Regions from separate parts of the Homo sapiens genome. Here region 1 is linked to region 2. A link is an interaction called in ENCODE POLR2A ChIA-PET data of the cell type or tissue named here. Cell type or tissue: GM12878. All regions are shown on one strand. Each heading gives the region's core, and the rest is flanking DNA. Links, peaks and the distances in the headings are about the cores only.

Region 1 (4,396 bases), core at 155-4,154, 460 kb after region 2:
TGTTTTTGCTTAACACCCATATAACATGTATTAAGATGTGGCACGATATCACAACTTTAGTGCATTTAAAAATCAAATCTACAATTTTTGTAGAGTTCTTGACTATAAGTCTGGTTTAAATTATCTCAAAATAACACACTAGGAACATCTGTTTAGCTCAGTTGAAGTTTCGAGAGCCAATACCAGCTGTTCGGGGAGGGATTTCGCACATGTGTTACTCAAATCCTAACCAAATCTTAGTTTTTTCATTCCCTTAATGATGCCTCCAAAACCAACAGGGTAAAGCAAACATTAGAATAAAAAAGAAGAGAAAAAGGGAGGGAGGAAGAGAGCAGAGAGGGGGAGAGAGAGAAGAAAAAAGATTACTTACTCAATGCTTTGATGCATGTGACCAAGACCCAAATGATCACCCTCTCCAATTCAATACAGTATTAGCATGAGGACAAAAGGCATTTAAAAATCAATTTGGAGTTATTTTTAGTGGGGGTTGCCTAATCTTTGCAAGTTGAGGAATGAGAATATTCCCCAACGTTGAAAGGGCACTCAAGTATTTTTCTCCTTTAAGCGGCAATCTAATTTTCACAGAGAATTCATTCGGTGTCATTGTTTTGGTTTTAGGTGTCTGTCCTGCCAGGCAGGGGCTGTGCACAAGGGCTGCATCTATCTTGAAGTGTGCACAATGGCCTCTCTTACGGCTCTCTCTCTCTCTCTGTTATTGATCCTTACAGATGCTCCAAAGCCCTTCCCCCACCTTTCTCCAAATCCCAACCCCCATTCTGAAAGATAGCTTAAGAAATAAGACTTCCTGCCTAGCGACTGGCAGGGCTGAAAGACCAGATTGTATGACTCCACAGATCAGGCCTGCCACAGTGAAAGCTTGAATAGAGTTAACCCTCTGTGAACTAAAACAAAACATTTGTATGCCCAGCTGTGACAAAGGTTAATTTAAATGGACAAGGGCCCAATATCTAAAACCAGGCAATGCTTTTTTTACAGTAGCATTTTCACTGACCTCTTTTGTAAGCAGTTGATTTTGCCTCTTAAGATTCCAAAACCTCCTACAACTGGGATCATTCATTTTGCTTTATTAGAATTTTCAATGAAAGATCTAGGTGAACAATTTTAAATTCATTTCCTTATTTTATGAAAGTTCTTGTTTTGGTACCGTAAGTTATTTTCTGCAGTTGAATGACTAAGAAGAACTGAAGTTTCAAAACTTAAATATGAACCAGGGGAGAACTTTCTGTGCAAACCTTTTTTCTCTTTCAGAGCTAGCAGACTACATATCACTAAGAGACTCAAGCTCGTCGAAAAAAAATCTAAATTCTCCAGAGTCATCCCTTCTAAACTCATGTAATTACTGCTCTGGGACTCTGCCAGCTCCTAAACTCCTGTCCAACAGATCCAAAGCAAATCTTACTTCTTAAACTACTCCTTTCTGGAAAAGCTAGTATATCCAGGATAGTTTAACAAAGAATTTCTATGCATACTGGGGGAGGAGGCTGTTCAAGATAAATAACAGGCCTTATATATAACTGGTATTTTCTACAAACTTTCTCTTGTTTCTGCTAACTTGCACTAAAAACCAATAATTCTGGCATGTAAGGTGCTGGGGTACAACATATAAGGGAGGAATGAAGCCAAGGTTACTAAAAAGAAGAATGCTATTATCAGAGGGGGTCCCACTTCCCTGGTTTGTGCATCCCCAGAGTGAGAATGAAACTGCAAAGCTGCCTTTGGCAGATGTTAGCCACGCTGCAAGAGGCTGGGAAGCTTTCCCAGGACCAGCTATTTCGTAGGGTTAATGCCAGTCCTAGAAATTTATCAACTGCTTCAAAGAGTCGGGAACTCTTCTCAGTAGTGCTTGCCTTTAAGAAAACCAAACTCTTGCAAACTCTTAGCTTGTACTTCATAAACATGGCAAAACTTTAATACTAACATTCATCCATTTTATCTGTTCCTTCAGCTGTATGTGTCTTTCCTGGCCTAAATAATAAAGTTGTGGAAAAGTGGGGTTTCTCACATAACTAGGAGACTATCCCAAATAAACAAGTTATAACACTAGTGACTATTCATTACATACACACACATGCAGAAAATGTACCCATTTAAAAAGCAACCCACTTAAAAAGAAATTAGCAATGGCTTAGTCTTATATCCCAAACTGTAAAGTATAGAAGCTCCCTACCAGAGGATGAGGTTGCCTTATCAATGGCCTCATGACCCCAATTCTATCTATAATTAACAGTAGTAAATAAGACTTTGGCAGATAGCGAACTGGATTAAGGAATTTAAAATACAAACAACATCTGTCAAGAAATAAACAACAATTTTTAATGTAAATTTTATCTATGTACTGACACGTATATTTAATTTTTTTAAAATCACTATAAAATTTAAATTAATCCCCTTTCTTCTGCTCTTCATCAACCACAACAATGAATTCACTGCAGTTCTCTCTCACTTTTCTCCATTCCAAAACATTTACAGCCACTTGCTACATACATGAAAACTTTCTAGCTGAACTCTGCGAAGACACAAAAAAAACAGTTGCCTGTGGACTGCCTCCCTTCTCCCTCAAGGCTATTTGCTCTAAACCTTCAAAGAAAATTTCTAACCCTTAGATTTGGGCCCCAGACTGTTCCTTACCTTCCCATGTCTCCATTTCATGCTTCTTGTAGTCTGCTGAAAAGTTCTATTGCAGCCATGAAGAAACAGAGATTACAGGACAAGTCCAGCTTGATGACTACCCTTCCGACACTTGGTCAATTCCTCTAAGCCGGGACTACGACAGTCATCCTCACAGGTCAGTTTACAAGCTGGTCATGTGATTGCAAAGTTCAGGCTCTAAGGTCACAACGTGTACGGAGTTCGTTTATTACCAAAGGTTATCTAAGTGGAACTGATAGACTTATTTTCTTTAGTTAACAATACTGCCTAGCACGTCTTTCTGAAAACTATTATGGGAACCATTTCATGGGAAATTCTCCTCCAGTCTTCTTTAAGCTAAGATCCTAAAATTAAAAGGCAGCATTTTAAAAGAATTTATTTAAAAGGGTTCTGGTATGTGGGGCTTTTCTTCTTTTTTTTCAAGAACTATTCTATGCTATAGTCTTCCAGACTGGGTTAGAAAATTTAAAGCCAAAACCTTTCGGTCTAAGGAAAAGACAAAACGGAAACTCAATGTTAGGTATGTAGGGTTTTTCTGGGGGGTATGGGGGGCGTGCAGAAGTGGGATTCCCTGTTTTCTGTCATTACAATAAACAATGACAAGGCAAATTCCTCTAAGAAAATTAATACACAGAGCTAAGAGTTGTTTGCAGGGCTTACTTTAACTCTAGCCCTTCATTTCCATGCTCTGGTTATCTATACTAGTTTGAAAGAATGCAAGAATGCTCTGGTTATACATATTAGTTTGGAGAAAGGAAACTAGGTCTGCAAAATCCTTTTACAAAGCAAAAGTTACTAATTTCACCACCCCCAATCCTTACCCTCAGCCAAAAGTTTACACCTTCAAACTAAGCTTCTTGCTTCATTCCCCTAAAACTCATAAGATCTTAAACAATCATCATGCTATAGCTTCCCTGATTCATGAACCACACCAGCAGCACGCAGCAGAGTGTATAACACCGAGTGTGCACATACACACTCATACCTTACCACAGTACCCCAAAGGCTGGCAAATTGGAGCCACGTGCTAATGGCACATGATGTCAAACATTCAGCTAAACATTCAAATATCAGGACACAATAAAAGGGCAAGCTCCACTAAGAAGGTGGAATGTCCCCAAGAGAAACTGATTTCTGAGGATAAATGCTTTTTAACTGTGTAAAATGTTTCATTCTATGAAATCTCCCCTGCCAATTTAGCTTTAGGAATAACTTAAAGGCTATGCACACTTTACAGCTGTATTCCAGAAAAAGGAGACCCTTCTTGGAGTAGGACTGGAATCTGTCACTTAGCAGCCATATAACTGAATGGCAAATATTGCTACTACCATTACTAGAGGGCTTTTCTAACCAACAGAGAGCATTAGGGTCATCTTACAAAGTAGAGCCTAAAGAGAAAGTGACCAATGATTTAGACGAGGAAAAAGGCTGTAATTTGTCTAAAAATAAATATTCTGCCACTGCCATGACACACTTTACCCCATCATAAATACACTGACCAGCTTTCCCACCCCCCACCCCAACCCCATAGATTAATATTTTCTTCTCAGTCCCTGTGGATTTAACGTAGTTCTTAAATGATTTTAGTAAAGTGACTACAAATAGAATGAGGGTGGAAAAAATGGAAGGGGAAGGTCCACTAGCAAAAAGCTACTCAACTGGAAACAAAGGGCAGCTCTCTGTCTCCCTTAAGGATATGGATTTATTAGAACTAAATATCTGCACA
Region 2 (4,396 bases), core at 165-4,164:
GATAGCCTACTGGGCATGGTAGAGGATTTCTTCCCGGGGCATGGGAACAGCATGTGCAGAGACAAGGGTGTTGAGGGGCCTGGCTCATCAGAGAAAGGCAAGTGAGGACCAGGAGCAGGAGGGGAGGGGGTAAGGCATGAAAGGAGAGGGTGGGGAATGAGCTGGTCATGTCAGGAAGGCTCGGAATCCCGGGGTCAAGAGAGAGCATTTTATCTTGAAAGCAATGAGGCGCCTTGGAGAGATGTGGAAGGTTTTTATCAGGGAATAATTAAGGGATTTTAGGAAGATGACTCAGCCTGCTGGGTGGTACATGGGAGTGGAGATGGAGGCGGAAGGGTCAGTCAGCGATGAGATAGTAGCTCACATTCACTGAGTACCATGCTGTGCCAAGCAGGATGGAAGCCCTTTATGTGCATAGTTTCCTCTTCCCTTCTCCACAGGCCGAGACAAGATCAGCACCCACACCATGCAGATGAAGAAACTGAGACTCAAGAGATGGAGTGAGGCCAAGCATGGTGGTGCGCGCCTGTAATCCCAGCACTTTGGGAGGCCAAGGTAGGTGGATCACTTGAGGTTAGGAGTTCGAGCCCAGCCTGGCCAACATGGTAAAACCCCATCTCCACTAAAAATACAAAAATTAGCCAGGCATGGAGGCACACAACTGTAATCCCAGCTACTGGAAAGGCTGAGGCACGAGAATCGCTGGGACCAGAGTGACAGAGGTTGCAGTGAGCCGAGATCACACCACTGCACTCCAGCCTAGGGGACAGAGTGAGACTCAGTCTCAAAAAAAAAGAAGAGAGCGAGAGATGGGGTGAATTTCCTAAGGCCATGCAGCTCGCAGACGGCTGCTGTGAGAGATCTGTCTGATTCCAGATCTCTCATTTTCTGTCTCCAAGCCTGGGGTGGAGCCTTTGGGCTCTGGATCCAGGCTGCCTGTGTTTGAGTCCTGTCTTCATCACTAATGTCACTGTGACATCCGGCAATTGACAGGTGAGCCCTGGTCCTTAAGGTCTTCCTCTGGAAAATGGGGTCCTAATAGCATCCACCTCATGTGGTTGTGAGAATGAAAGGCGTTGATATGGGCAAAGTGCTCAGCACTGTGCCTGGAGGCGGTGAGCATGCATTCTGTCAGGATCCCTAGGGGGCATGCATTGTCCATTGTGGAGCAGCCACAGCAGTCAGCATCGGCCGGAGGGCTGAAAGCTAGACAGGAAAAGTAGCTTGGAGGCTGGGTGCAGTGGTTCATGCCTGTAATCTCAGCACTTTGGGAGGCTGAGGCTGGAGGATTGCCTGAGGCCAGGAGTTCGAGACCAGCCTGGGCAACACAGTGGGACCCCATCTCTACAAAAAAAAAAAAAAAAAAAAAATCAAAGGCCGGGTGAGGTGGCTCACGCTTATAATCCTAGCACTTTGGGAGGCCGAGGTGGGCAGATCACGAGTCCAGGAGATTGAGCCCATCCTGGCCAACATGGTGAAACCCCGTGTCTACTAAAAATACAAAAAATTAGCCGGGCGTGGTGGCAGGTGCCTGTAGTCCCAGCTACTCAGGAAGCTGAGGCAGGAGAATGGTGTGAACCCGGGAGGCGGAGCTTGCAGTGAGCCGAGATCACGCCACTGCATTCTAGCCTGGGTGACAACGTGAGACTCCGTCAAAAAAAAAAAAAAAATTTAGCCAGATATGGTGGCTCATGCTGTGGTCCCAGCTACTCAGGAGGCTAAGACAGGAGGATCACTTGAGCCCAGGAGGCAGAGGATTCAATGAGCCGAGATCACTGCACTGCACTCCAGCCTGGGTGACAGAGCGAGACCCTGTCTCAAAAACAAACAAACAACAACAACAACAAGCAGCTTGGGATGGAGACAAATGGGAGACCCTGAGAGATGGGAGTGGCATGGATGGGATGCTGAGAAAGAGAGGGGAGGGACAAGTCAAGGATGTGTCCCAACTCTGGCCTGGGGTCCTGGGCTGGCAATGCTGTTCACTCAGCCCGGGGGCCTCAGAGGATGAGCAGGTAGGTGCAGGGCAGGCAGGTGGGCTGCCCTGGGGGTGATAAGGCTGTGGCTCCTGAGGCAACGCCCCCCCTCCCCCCCCCACCCCATCTCTATCTCTTCTCAGCCAGGGAAGAAACCCACCCACTTCCTCCCCTACTCTGACCAGCAAAGGCCTCCTCTGACCAGAGTCCCCAAGGAGTCCTGTGTGCCTGGCAGAGTCAAAGGGTGGACGCAGTCTCACCACACCCAGCCAGGTTCTCGATCCAGCCTCAGGGATATTCCCAGGCGCCTGCTGGATTCTGGCATCAACCCGTGCTGAATTCGCCTTGGACCCTGCCAGGGAGGGGAACGCTTAGAGTACCATGGTATTTTCCATGCGTGATTTATTTCAATGTTCTCTCCTGAATCAATATTAATACCACTACCAAAAAAGCCAGACCTTTTAAAAATGAGGGGTCTACTCTTAGTTCATAATTCTGGGATTATTAGGGGGTGTGAAAGCCTTTTCAGTGTGTTAGGGAAGAATGGCTATAAGAGTGAAGAAGGCCGTGCACCTGCTGCTTTCTTCCGAGTGCTCCAAGTGTCTTTTTCTTTCTTTTCTTTTTTCCTTCCTTCCTTCCTTCCTTCTTTCCTTCCTTCCTTCCTTCCTTTCTTTCTTTCTTTTCTTTTTTCTTTGACACTGAGTCTCACTCTGTCGCCCAGGCTGGAGCACAGTGGGGCGATCTTGGCTCACTGCAACCTCTTGACGGAGCTTGCAATCCTCCTGCCTCAGCCTCCAGGACAGATGGACAGATAGAGTAGCTCGGATTGCAGGCATGTGCCACAATGCCTGGCTAATTTTGTATTTTTCGTAGAGATGGGTTTCACCATGTTGGCCAGGCTGGTCTCAAATTCCTAGCCTCAGGTGATCCACCCCCTTGGCCTCCCAAAGTGCTGGGATTACAGGTGTGAGCTGCCGTGCCCAGCCCCAAATGCCATTTTTTAAAGATTAAAATAAATAAAAGTAACATTTATTTAAGTGATTCATGAGAAACAAAAATATTCACTGTGCAAGATTCACATGGCACAGAATGGTAAAAGAAAACAAAAGTCAGAAAAAGCCTACTTCCAAACATTACTAGTAACACCTTGGTGTATTTTCCTCCATAATTATTTTTTACATCTATCTATCTATCTATCTATCTATCTATCTATCTATCTATCTATCTATCTATCATCTTTCTCTATTTCTATCTGTCTGTCTGTATCTATCTATCTATCTCTATATCTATTTATCATCTATCCATCCATCCTTTTGATCATCCATTCATCCATCCATCTACCTACCTACCTACCTGGCTATCTGTCCATCCATCTACCCATCCATCCATCTATCCGTCCATTCATCCATTCATCCATTCATCTATCCATTTATCTACCTACCTTCCTGACTATCCATCCATCCATCCATCCATCCATCCATCTACCTACCTACCTGTCTGTCTGTTCATCCATCCATCCATCCATCCATCCATCCATCCACCCACAAAGTGGCATCATAGTATACTTAATGATTTTCAATCTGCCTTTTCCCATAATGACATGGGCAAGCATTTTTCATGTTATTTAACATGCTTCTATAACATCTTTCCCTATTTTTATTTCATCTCCTAAAATAAATGTATAGCTTTATGAACTGTAATAAACAAACACCCTTGTAACCACTACCTGGTTCAAGATTGAGAACTTCCACAGCCTCCTGAAGACTTCCCTGTTTCCTGCCTAGTCACCAAGGCTCCCCACTCACTCCGCAAAAAATAACCCACTATCCTGACATCTGTGGCAATTGCTTCCTGGCATTTCTTTGTAGCTTTATCAATCAAGTGGACATACTTAGACACTATAGTTTAGTTCTGGCCATTTTTAAAAATTGGGGTGTCTTTTATATTGTTTTAGTCTACAGTTTCTCCCTCCATCTTGTTCTTTTCCTTAAAAGCAGCCTGTAGCCAGGCATGGTGGCTCACTCCTGTAATCCCAACACTTTGGGAGGCCGAGGCGGGTGGATCACCTGAGGTCAGGAGTTCAAGACCAGCCTGGTCAAAATGGTAAAACCCCATCTCTACTAAAAATACAAAAATTAGCCAGGCGTGATGGCGGGAGCCTGTAATTCCAGCTACTCAAGAGACTGAGGCAGGAGAATTGCTTGAACCCGGGAGGCAGAAGTTGCAGTGAGCTGAGATCACGCCATTGCACTCCAACCTGGGCAACAGAGTGAGAAACAGTCTCAAAAAAAAAAAAAAGGCAGCCTGTAGGGGATCACTGGTCAATGCCACTTGACGGTAGAATTTCCCACAGCCTGGATTTCACCCAGTGCAGTTCCATATGCCCTCTGTAATTCCTGCAAATGACTCTTTTTAATGGT

Evidence for each region. ChIA-PET counts read pairs that join two places held together with the same protein. Peaks named below come from ENCODE experiments on the same cell type or tissue, not always from the same donor. Only the 100,000 strongest peaks of a DNase experiment are listed, where the experiment ranks them.
Region 1: POLR2A ChIA-PET joins it to region 2 with 6 read pairs; 1 of 35 experiments calls an interaction of 5 or more read pairs at or near these places.

Annotation. Positions count from the first base shown.
Region 1 is chr9:124,593,100-124,597,495 of GRCh38, forward strand. All of the region lies in intron 2 of NR6A1 (nuclear receptor subfamily 6 group A member 1), which reads right to left. Among named protein-coding and RNA genes, the nearest start is that of MIR181A2HG, 63 kb to the right of the region's middle. In GM12878, for the core only: no CTCF peak of the experiment used is centred there; no DNase peak of the experiment used is centred there; H3K4me3 peaks cover 661 bases; H3K27ac peaks cover 1,505 bases.
Region 2 is chr9:124,132,757-124,137,152 of GRCh38, forward strand. No RefSeq gene overlaps it. Among named protein-coding and RNA genes, the nearest start is that of NEK6, 120 kb to the right of the region's middle. In GM12878, for the core only: a CTCF peak has its summit at 1,144; no DNase peak of the experiment used is centred there; H3K27ac peaks cover 470 bases.